Regions from separate parts of the Homo sapiens genome. Here regions 1 and 3 are each linked to region 2. Evidence: read pairs that join two places in POLR2A ChIA-PET (ENCODE). Cell type or tissue: PC-9. All regions are shown on one strand.

What was found. Peaks named below come from ENCODE experiments on the same cell type or tissue, not always from the same donor. Only the 100,000 strongest peaks of a DNase experiment are listed, where the experiment ranks them.
Region 1: POLR2A ChIA-PET joins it to region 2 with 7 read pairs; 12 of 35 experiments call an interaction of 5 or more read pairs at or near these places.
Region 3: POLR2A ChIA-PET joins it to region 2 with 5 read pairs; 12 of 35 experiments call an interaction of 5 or more read pairs at or near these places.

What each region holds. Positions count from the first base shown.
Region 1 is chr1:152,025,500-152,029,499 of GRCh38, reverse strand. LOC105371442 (a long non-coding RNA gene) reads left to right here and starts at 1,912. Exons shown (of 3, transcript XR_001738235.2): 1 at 1,912-2,009; 2 at 2,681-2,860. In PC-9, no CTCF peak of the experiment used is centred here; DNase peaks (open chromatin) are centred at 119 and 2,369; H3K4me3 peaks cover 34 bases; H3K27ac peaks cover 1,934 bases.
Region 2 is chr1:151,896,051-151,900,050 of GRCh38, reverse strand. All of the region lies in intron 1 of THEM4 (thioesterase superfamily member 4), which reads left to right. Among named protein-coding and RNA genes, the nearest start is that of THEM4, 11 kb to the left of the region's middle. RefSeq lists an enhancer at 1,133-2,332. In PC-9, no CTCF peak of the experiment used is centred here; DNase peaks (open chromatin) are centred at 1,700 and 2,010; H3K4me3 peaks cover 1,436 bases; H3K27ac peaks cover 3,001 bases.
Region 3 is chr1:151,953,420-151,957,419 of GRCh38, reverse strand. It overlaps LOC124904421 (a long non-coding RNA gene), which reads left to right and starts at 3,784. Exons shown (of 3, transcript XR_007066624.1): 1 at 3,784-3,941. In PC-9, no CTCF peak of the experiment used is centred here; no DNase peak of the experiment used is centred here.

The DNA of each region.
Region 1 (4,000 bases), 130 kb before region 2:
AACACTTGCCCTCAGCATTCTACTGAAACTTCTCCCCTACTAGTCACTGGCCCAGCAGGCTTTGTTCATCCTTCCTGACGATTGCATCATGCAATGCATATTTGAGTCTCTATAATGTTCCAGACACTGTGCCGGGGGGGCAAAGCGAAAAGAATACGAACATCAGGAAACTGCCGCAGTATCCAGATCAGAGGAGGTGGTGGCCTGGACAGTGGGTGGTTGGGGATGGATTCAAGGGATATTTGGGTGGAGCATCAAATGGGCTTGGGGATTTGGTTGGATATGAGTCATGAGAGAAAAAAGTCTGATGCCCAAAGGCAGGAGGAATGGAAGGAAGCATCCAGCATGGAGAAAGATGAAAGCCAGAAGACTCAGCAAGCCAGCTTCTTCGGCCTGCTTTGTTCTAGCCACGCTGGCAGCCGATTGGATGATGCCAACCAACACTGAGGGTGGGTCTTCCTCTCCCAGTCTACTGACTCAAATGTGAATGTCCTCTGGCAACACCCTCATGGTCACATCCAGAAACAATACTTTACCAGCTATCTCGGCATCCTTCAATCCAATCAAGTTGACACCTAATATTAACCGTCACACCACCCCATCTCCCTAATGTGGGCACATTCCCCGGCCCTCATCTCTCTCTTTCTCTCTCTCTCTCTACTTCTCAAGCTAGATCTTCTCTCCAAACTCAAATTGTGAATGCCCACTGGGCATTACCAACAAGACCAATACAAAATGCCCTCACTGGGCTCATTATCTCCTCCCCAAACCAACCCTTCCTGCTAGTGTCTCTCTCTACCACTCACTTTGCTTATAGGAAGTACTCCATAGGGGTTTGTTGATCTGAATCTTGAGTTAGAAGCTTGGTACCAATTAGATCTTACTTATCAAAACCTAAGGGCCCAAGCAAGCAAAGGCTTTCTGGTTAGTTCCCTTTAGCCTGGTGTCTTAAAGCCATGGCCAGTGATTTCTTTCTTTTTTTTTTTTTTTTTTTTTTTCCGAGATGGAGTCTCGCTCTGTCACCCAGGCTGGAGTGCAGTGGTATAATCTCAGGTCACTGCAACCTCTGCCTCCCGGATTCAAGCATTTCTCCTGCCTCAGCCTCCCGAGTAGCTGGGATTACAGGCATGCGCCACCATGCCCGACTAATTTTTGTATTCTTAATAGAGACGGGGTTTCACCTTGTTGCCCAGGCTGGTCTCGAACTCTTGACCTCGTGATCCGCCCTTCTTGGCCTCCCAAAGTTCTGGAATTACAGGCATGAGCCACCGTGCCCGGCCCGATTTCTTGGTAAAGTAGCAAATAGACCAGTAGGGTGCCTGATATTTTTCCATCTCTTCCCTAGCTCACTGTTTTTTGGGGATAGTGACACTTTTTAAAAAAAAATACAGGGTGCACCTGCTAAAGGAATAATATGGAGACTTAATGACTACTGATTTTTTCCTTCTTGTGCCACTAATGAATTAAGGGACACATCTGAGAGGTAGCTACAATTGTACTAAAATCCACTGTGAGTGTGATTTATGCAAGAAAGATAATATAGCAAAATTTTGATAAATATACATGTTTTAAGTTAAAGCAAATATTTTAAATATCCTTTTTATAAATATCCATTTTCACCAATTTTTTTAAGTTAGCCAAACCAACTACAGGTCCCTACCCTTTAGAAAAGAGGACCTCTACCATTTTGCAATAAACTCTCTTAAGCTTCTCCCTGTCCAGTTGGACCTCTTCCATCCCTTTCTCCACCGTGTGATCAAAGAGAGTTTTTAAAGGCAAATGTTCTGGTATCGCTCCCATGTGTAAAACCAGGCATTGGACCTTCTGAATATACAGGATTCCCTGGAGCACTCAAGAGCCTTTGTGGTCTGCTCCCTGCCCACCTTGCCAACCAAGGCTAGAACTGATGTCACAGTGATGTGCCTCTTTGCTTTGACACACGCTCTTCTTGCTGCCCTGAAAGGCCTTGGCCGCCTTTCCACCTGTTTCTACTTGCCCTGTAGAGCAGTGTAAGTATCATCTCCCCAAGAAGGCCTTTCCTAAGACCCCTATCCAAAGCTGATTTTAATGCTCTTATTCTATGCTCCAGAGCACTCCATTCTTGCCTCTATCATAGCACTTGCCACTCTACTTACAGTGTTCTTACTTGTCTGTCTTTTCTAACTTGACTTTGAGCTCAAGAACAGAGACCTAATTAAAGGCATCTTTGTATTGCTAGGACTTAATGTGGTACCCAGCATATAGTAGCAAAAAAAAATTGTTGAATGAAAAAAATATATGATACATGAATAAGCGATAAGAGAATGCTATACCAGATGTGGGACATACCATGTATATCAGTCTGGGTTCCCACAGGAAACACATGCACACTCAAACGGGTCACTGAAGAGAATTTAAGGAATGCACTATTTATGAAGATGTAAGAGATAAGATAAATAACAAGAGATGGCAAAGCACCAGGACTAGCAAAATTAGGATGCTGTTCCCACCTCTCAGCCTGACTGGCAAGGGAGAAATTATTGGAATTCAAGAGCCATATAGCCCAGGAAGAGGGGCCACTCACGGATGCTGTGGCCTTAGATGTAGAAATACAGCCACTGTCAAACCACAGCCTGGCAGGAGGGACCCCGGGGAATAAATATTGATTTCTCTCTCTTCCCACCTTCTGATCGCCTGCAAGTGCCTCCTGTTGGTCCACCCTACTGGAAGTCTGAGCTGGGCAGAGAAGCACCAAAAGTGGAGCTGGAGGAGCAAACAGAATATCCAGCACACTGCAGAAAGCTGAGATTGGTATTCTTCTACCGCATGGCTACTCCTGCCACCAAGGGGAACACAGAGTAAAGTGACAACACTAATTCAGGTAGACTTTTTTTGTGTGTGTATTTTCTTGAGTTATTGAAAATTTTAAATTTTTTTATTATGGTTAAATATACAGAACATAAAAATTTAACACTGTTACCATTTTTTAAGTGTACATTTTAGTAGCATTAAGTATATTCACATTGTATAAACATCACCACCAATACCTCCATAACGTTTCCATCTTCCCAAACTGAAAGTCTGCATCCATTAAACAATAACTTCCCTCTCTCCCCTCACCTACCTCCTGGTCACCATCATTCTACTTTCTGTCTCTATTCATCTGACTACTCTAGGTACCTCCTGTCAGTGGAATTATACAACATTTGTCTTTTTGTGTCTGACTTATTTCACTTAGCATAATGTCTTCAAGATTCATTTATGTTGTTGCATATGTCAAAATTTCCTTCCATTTCAGGGCTGAATAATAGTCCATTGTGTGTATATTTGTGTGTATGTGTGTGTGTGTGCCACATTTTGTTTATCCATTCATCTATTGATGGACACTTGGGTTGCTTCCACCTTTTGTTATTGTGCATAGTGCTACAATGAATGCAGGTGTATAAATAATGATTTAAGTCTCCGGGAATACAACCCAGAAATAGAATTGCTGGATCATATGGTAATTCTATTTTTAGTTTTTGAGGAACCACCATACATCTTTCCACAGTGGCAGCACCACTTTATATTCCCACCAGCAATGCTTACAAGGTTTCCAAAGTCTCCACATACTCACCAACACTTGCTATTTTCTTCTTTTTAAAATAATAGCCATCCTAATGAATGTGAAATAGTATCTCATTTTGGTTTCCTTTCACATTTTCCTAAAGATTGGTGATGTTAAGCATCTTTTCAATGTGCTTATTGGCCATTTGTATATCTTCTTTGGAAAAATGTCTATTTGATTCTTTTGCCCATTTTGTATTGGGTTGTTTGGTTTTTGTTGAGTTGTAGGAGTTCTTTTTATATTCTGGGTATTAAGCCCTTATTAGATATGTGATTTGCAAATATTTTCTACCATTCTGTGGGTCGCCTTTTCACTCTATTCATAGTGTCCTTTGATGCACAAAAGTTTTTCGTTGTGATGAAGTCCAATTTATATGTTTTTTTCTTACATTTCCTGTGGCTTTGGTGTCATATC
Region 2 (4,000 bases):
CACTGGATACAGAATTCTTGGCTGATAATTGTTTTGTTTGAGGAGGCTGAAGATAGGGCCCCAATCCCTTCTGGCTTGTAGGGTTTCTGCTGAGAAATCTGCTGTTAAGCTGATAGATTTTCCTTTATAGGTTGCCTGGTGCTTCTTTCTCACAGCTCTTAAGATTCTTTCCTTTGTCTTAGCTTTGGATAACCTGATGACAATGTGTCTGGGTGCAGATCTTTTTGTGATGAATTTCCCAGGTGCTCTTTGTGCTTCTTGTATTTGCATGTCTAGATCTCTAGCAAGACCAGGGAAGTTTTCCTCGATTATTCCCCCAAATATGTTTTCCAAGCTTTTAGAATTGTCCTCTTCCTCAGGAAGACCAATTATTCTTAGGTTTGGTAGTTTAACAAAATCCCAGACTTCTTGGAGGCTTTGTTCATATTTTCTTGTTCTTTTTCTTTCTCTTTGTTGGATTAGGTTAATTTGCATTTCTAAAAGTGTGTCCAAAATTTCCTGAATTTTTTATTGTTTTTTCTTTAAGCTATTTCCTTGAATATTTCTCCCTTCTTTTTTTTTTTTTTTTGACTCACTCTGTCGCCCAGGCTGGAGTGCAGTGGCACAATCTTGGCTCACTGCAACCTCCACCTCCCAGCTTCAAGCAATTCTCCTGCCTCAGCCTCCCGAGTAGCTGGAACTACAGGCGTGTGCCACCATGCCCAGCTAATTTTTGTATTTTTAGTAGAGATGGGGTTTCACCATGTTGGCCAGGATGGTCTCAATCTCTTGACCTTGTGATCTGCCCACCTTGGCCTCGCAAAGTGCTGGGATTACAGGCGTGAGTCACCACACCTGGCCCTCCCTTCACTTCTTGTATCATTTTTTGGATTTCCTTGCATTGGGCTTTGCCTTTCTCTGGTATCTCCCTGATTGCCTTAATAGCTAACCTCCTGAATTCTTTTTCAGATAAATCAGGGATTTCTTCTTGGTTTGAATCCATTGCTGGTGAACTAGTGTGATTTTTGGGGGGTGTCGACAAGCCTTGTTTTGTCATATTACCTGGGTAGGTTTTCTGGTTCCTTCTCATTTGGGTAGGTAGACTCTGTCAAAGGGAAGGTCTAGGGCTGAAGGCTGTTGTTCAGATTTTTGTGTTCCACAGGGTGTTCTGCTGATGTAGTACTCTCCCCCTTTTCCTGTGGATGTGGCTTCCTGTGAGCTGAACTACAGTGATTGTTTTCTCTCTTCTGGGTCTAGCCACCCAGTGAGTCTGCCCAGCTCTGGGTTGGTACTAGGAGTTGTCTGCACAGAGTCCTGTGATGTGAGCTGTCTATGGGTCTCCCAGCCATGAATACCAGTGCCTTTTCTGGTGGAGGTGGCAGAGGGTGCAGTGGACTCTGTGAGGGTTCTTAGCTTTGGTTTAATGCTCTACTTTTGTGCTGGTTGGCCTCCTGCCAAGAGGTGGCACTTTCCAGAAAGCATCAGCTGTAGCAGTATGGTGAGGGACCGGTGGTGGGCGGGGCCCTAGAACTCCCAAGATTATATGCCCTTTGTCTTCTGCTACCAGGGTGGATAGGGAAGGACCATCACCTGGGGCTGGGGCTAGGCACATCTGAGCTCAGACTCTCCTTGGGGGGATCTTGCTGCAGCTTCTGTGGGGGATGGCAGTGAGATTCCCGGGTCACTGGAGTTGTGTACCTAGAAGAATTATGGCTGCCTCTGCTGAGTCATACAGGTTGTCAGGGAAGTTGGGGAAAGCCGGCAGTCACAGGCCTCACCCAGCTCCCATGCAAACCGAAGGGCCGGTCTCACTCCCACCATGCCCTTCCAACATCCCCGTGTCTGTTTCCAGGTGGAGGGCAAGACGGGCTTGAAAACTTGTCTGAGGCTTTCCACCTCCCAGCTGCAAAAGAAAAGGGCTTTAGTTCTTCCCCGACCTGTGAAGTCTGCAAGCCGGGTTCATGCCCTCCCCGAGTTCTGGCCAGGAAGCTTCTCCCCAGTTCAAACTGTTACAAAGTTCAGCCGCAGAATTTCTTCTCCCTGTGGAATTTTACCCCCTGCTCCTTTGGCCACCCTCCTGATGAATCCCTGTGGTGCCAGGCAGGTATGGGCTGCTTGGGGACCCAGTGAGCTCCCAGGGCCTTTCTGCTGCTTCCCTTACCCTGTATTTCGCTCAGCTTAGCTCTCTAACTTGACTCAGCTCCAGGTAAAGTCAGAAATTTCTCCTGCAGACAGACCAGCTTCTCCAGTAGGGGTGTGTGTTCAGGAGAGGAGGGTCTTTCTTTCCCAATTCCACAGTTGGGGCACTCACAGTATTTGGGATGTCTCCCGGTCCTGCAGGAGTAGTCCGCTTCCTTCAGAGGGTCTGTGGGTCCTCTTGGGATTGCTGGTTCTTGCAGTCAATCTTGAACTAAAATTCACAATACAAGCCTCCACATGCTCAGCTAATACGATTTTGAAGAAAGTTGGAGGAATCACTCTGCCCAATCCAACACGTATTATGTTCCTACAATAATTAAGAACGATCACAAGGTCCCACAATAGGCTGTCTGCAAGCTGAGGAGCAAGGAGAGCCAGTCAGAGTCCCAAAACTGAAGAACCTGGAGTCCGATGTTCGAGGGCAGGAAGCATCCAGCATGGAAGAAAGATATAGGTTGGGAGGCCAGGCTGTCTCTTCTTCCATAGAGTTTTTGAGACAGGTTCTCTGTATTCTTCCCACCAAGCCAGCATTGGAGCCAGCCCCTGTCAGCAGAAAGCTGGTTCTCCCATCATACTGTGACCTCCCCGTTTTGGTTTTATGGTGCAGTGTGTGTATTGTAGGTACATTAAATCTGAATGAATTGATAAGGGTGGCTGAAAGTAGAATGCCATGGAGTTAATAGCTTCTGTGATCCTACATGTTCCAAGATAACTGCAGCAGTCCAAAAAGCCAGTTTCCTTTCTGGTGTTTGTGGGCATACACTTTGTTCTGCTCCTGAGTAAGTCACACTTTGTCTTCCAGGTCCTCTAGGATCCCTGCAATGTTCCATTTGTTGCCTGGGCATTGGAGTAATAGCAGTGCTTGGTGCTACAGAAATAGATGGATGGAAGTTGTGGTTACTGTGACACCAAAAACTTGTCCCCTGAGCTCCCTACTCCTCTTTCTCCTATATTTTTTGGTAATTGGCTCTGTCATTCACCTCACTGCAGGATTCAGAATCCTGGTACTGGGTCTTGTATTTCTCTTTTTCCCTTACCCTCCTTATCCAAATTGTCACCAAGTTCTGCTTCATGCTCTCATGATTTCTCACCTGAGTTACCCTAGTAGCTTCCAAATAGGGCCCTCTGATTTCAACCTTGGACACTCCCACTATCTTTTATATTATGGAAAGATCTAATCATGTTACCCCCCATTTAAAATCCCTCAGAGAGCACTGCAGATACAATTCAAGCCAGTTAGCTTAGTGTTAAGGTTTTACATGCATTTCTGCAGCCATCTGCCCCTATTCTTGCACCCTAATAATGCCAAACTTCTTTTAGGCCTTAATTTCATCATCTGCAAAATGAGGATAATAAATAGTACCTACTTCATATGATTGTAATAAGGCCCCTCAAAACTGTTTCATGCCTCTTTTGCCCACTGCATTAGGCTGTTCTCACATTGCTATAAAGAAATGCCTGAGGCTGCGTAATTTATAAAGAAAAGAAGTTTAATTGACTCACATTTCTACAGGCTATACAGGAAGCATGATGGTGGCATCTGCTTGGCTGCTGGGGAGGGCTCAGAAAACTTACAGTCAGCCGGGCACAGTGGCTCACTCCTGTAATCCCAGCACTTGGGGAGGCCGAGGTGGGCAGATCACCTAAGGTCAGAAGTTCGAGACCAGCCTGTCCAACATGGTGAAACCTCATCCCTACTAAAAATACAAAAATTAGCCGGGTGTGGTGGGGCGGCACCTGTAACTCCAGCTACTCAGAAGGCTGAGGCAGGAGAATCACTTGAACCCAGGAGGTGGAGGTTGCAGTGAGCCAAGATTGCGCC
Region 3 (4,000 bases), 57 kb before region 2:
TTGTGACATACATACATAATAACCAGAATTATGACTGAGGACATATTAAATGTTTAAGAATTTTATACAATTTTTGAACATTCATATCAATAACATACCCATAAGTGTAACTGAAAGAAGAATCTAGCATCACTTATTATTTGACAATGTTTTCCACATAATTCAACATCTCAAATAAGCCTGATTTCGTTTAATACTTCTCTTTTATAAACTTTTGAGATGTTCCAGGGCCCTCTGAAACATCCCAACATTAGTTTGAGATCAAGAAAGACTTAATTTAGAACTTGATCCTGGGGAAGCCTGCCAAAGATGCCAAAAGGTTTAAAATACCTTATCAAAACAGGATCACAGATTACTACAAAATATTAGTCATTTATTTAACCAGAGTGATAATCAAAGGACTTCAAAAGCAATACATAAATTTACATGGATGCCGAAAAAACTCTTTCTAACCACAGTTCTCCTAAGTAATAAAAAGTAATAATAAAAGCAACATGAAACAGAGGGAATTATCTTGATAAAACACAAAATCTTTGTTTCTTGGGCCAGTTACCAAAAAGGTAAAGAAAAACCTCCTACAATGTGATTGCTTCTCCTTCTGGGAAGCTCATTTAGATAACCTGGAAGTCAAGCCTGATGAAAAGGTGTTTTAATTTAATCAGACATAGGAAGAGTGTGTGTCCAAGGTTATGAGTGAGCACCATATTACAGATGAATGCAAACAAGAATACTAGTACATTGAGTGTGGGAATACATGATTCTTAGTAAAAGCATGGAAAATTACCTGGTCACAAGGAATAATTCAGACACAAGAGAAAAGCCAAGAGTACAGAATCAAGTTCTATTAAAGAAAATATTGCTGTAAAGTTCAGACGATGGCTGAAAATTTTTTTAAAAAAACAGATTTCAGAATTAAATTAAAACCTCTTGCAAATATTACTAAGAGCAGATTAATACTTCAAGAAAACCTTGATGTTTTAACATAGGGGACCAAATTTTAGTTTTGTATCAGTGTATTTATATGTATTTTTAAAATCAGGCTGGGTGCAGTGGTTCACACCTGTAATCTCAGCACTTTAGGAGGCCGAAGTGGGTGGATCACCTAGGGTCAGGAGTTCGAGACCAGCCTGGCCAACACAGTGAAACCCCATCTTTACTAAAAATACAAAAATTAACTGGGTGTGGTGGCATATGCCTGTAGTTCTAGCTGTTTGGGAGGCTGAGGCATGAGAATCGCTTGAACCTGGGAGGCAGATGTTATAGTGAGCCAAGATTATGCCACTGCACTCCAGCCTGGGCGACAGAGCAAGATTCTGTCTCAAAAAAAAAAAAGCTCAATCTTTAGAAAGACTTATAAATAATTACCTTTTAATTATAGCCATCTTTATCACATACAAAATTTCTTTCATAAATTCATCCTTTACTTCCACGACTTACTCAGACCTTCCACAACATACTAAGACCATTAGTTTTGTCCTATACTTCCTCTTTTTTAAATAACCAATCATTTTACTTTAGGACAAAATTTTACCACACTTGATTCTTTCTCATACAAAATTATTCTCTTTTATTTTTAACCTTCTTCACCAAAAATACATCTTCATACTTATAACTTTTTTTCACATCTCTGTCTCTCATACTTACTGGCTTCTTTTTATCTTGTTTTTGTTGCTTTTTTAAACTTACTTTTTGAAACACTCTTAAATAAGGTCTGAATTTAGACAAAATTACTTTTTAATAAACAACACATTTTTATACTTCTAAGTATTTTTTAATAAAAAAATTGTTAACATATATATATATATATATGTATTTGAATTGGTTTTTTATTTTTATTTTTGTTTTTGTTTTTTGAGACAGGGTTTTACTCTGTCACCCAAGCTGCAGTGCAGTGGTATAATCACAGTTCACTGCAACCTCGACCTCCTGGGCTCAGACAGTCCTCCTGCCTCAGCCTCCACTGAGTAACTGAGACCACCAGCATGTGGCACCACGCCTGGCTAATTTTTTAATTATTTATACAGACAGGATCTCCCTATGTTGCCCAGCCTGGTCTTGAACTCCTAGGTGCAAGTAATCCTCTCGCATCAGGCTCCCAAAGTGCAGGTACAGGCATGGGCCACAGCATCTGGCCAGAATTATCAACTCTTAATAACATTAATGTCTAGCAAAAACCTAGGAAGCAAGACATTTTGAACTGTCACATACATTTTATAGACAAGAACCATTTAATAATTTTTAGAAACATGTTTTTCTATATATTAATAAGCCCAAATATATTTAGTCTAGTCTTTTTATTAAATTTAAAAAGCCAGCCGAGCACGGTGGCTCATGCTTGTATTTCCAGCACTTTGGGAGGCCAAGGTGGGCGGATCACTTGAGCTCAGGAGTTTGAGACCAGCCTGGGTGACATGGTGAAACCCCATCTCCACTAAAAATACAAAAAATTAGCTGGGCATGGTGACAAGTACCTGCAGTCCCAGCTACTTGGGAGGCTGAGGTGGGAGGACTGTTTGAGCCCAGAAGGTAGAGGGTGCAGTGAGCTGAGATAGCGCCACTGCACTCCAGCCTGGGTGACAGAGCCAGACCTTGTCTCAAAAGAAAAAAAGCCAAGAACAAACTTATATTTATGTTCAACAATTTGTGTTTTAGTATTTTATCTTATCTGGAAATGACCCAGACATTTAATGAGTATGTATTACTTAATTTAATGTAACATAACTTTCAGATTTTAAATTACATGAAAAATTTATTTAAAAATATTTATCCCATTATGTTTACCTAATTTATTGTTAACAATTATACCTAGATTACTTATGAAAACTGAGCTATTAGACAAAGCTAGTCATCATTTCAAGCTTTTGTTGTTGTCATTAACTATTCTTACAGTATGTGAATTTCAGGTATTCACCTAAGTAAGAATCTTACAGATAAACATATGGGTATTTTGCTGAGAACAAGATAACAAAAATTTTGCTGATAATAGCTGTTTTATTAAATTAACATTATTAAATTTGTCTTACTTATTAAAGTTACACAAAGATCATTTTATTTTTAGACTAGATATACAGTTTTATAAACTTTGTGTCAAATCCTGACCCCTTAAAACATTTAGCAGAGACAAATATAAAACTGTCTAATCGGTAAACTCAGTCAAAAATATATGCTGACAATTCTGAAGACATTTCTATTTTTATTTTATCAACAGAATTAAAACTAGCATATTTATCAAAGATTTATTTAAGTCACATGAACTAAAATGCATTTGGGTTAGTTACTATATATTTTAACAATTTATATGAGCATTCACTTATCTAGCCAATCTGAATAGAATTTCTTAAGGGAATTCTACTGACTACATCAGGTTTTACCATATAGATACAACACAGAAAATAATAAATGTACATATGTGTAGGCACACCTAAACACAAAGATTTTGTGGCTTTTATTTTAGGATTTTATTCATGAGACAGTAAAACATAGTAATACAAACTCACCCATTGTGGAGGAAAAGTTAAATATTAAATTTGAACTCAATTAAACATGAACACAAACAATAGTCACCAAGTCCTGGAACAGGTTGTTTGAGCCCCTTGAGGCATTCATCCAGCGCTGTTTCAGAAAAATCTCTATTTCAATCTATTCCTGTACATTAGTTATTGAAAAACAACAGACAATCACAAAAACAGGTTGACCTTTTTGTGTTCCTTGAGCCCAGTTGCGAAGGGCCCTCCTGACTGGACCTCATGCCAAACAACTCGTTACAAAAAGAGATAGGGTCCCAGACCGCACCGAAGCTTCATGAGGCCGCTCCTCATCTGTGCACGGATGAGTGGTGGACTCTGGAGCCCAGGCTGTTACTTCCCAGTCTGGTGGTGAGTGTCCAACTCTGGAGCCCAGGCTGTTGTTTCCCAGTCTGGTGGTGAATCCTCCACAGTCTGGTGAGTGTAAAGATATATATATATATCTTTTTCCTTCTCCCCTTCCCATTGCAATTTGC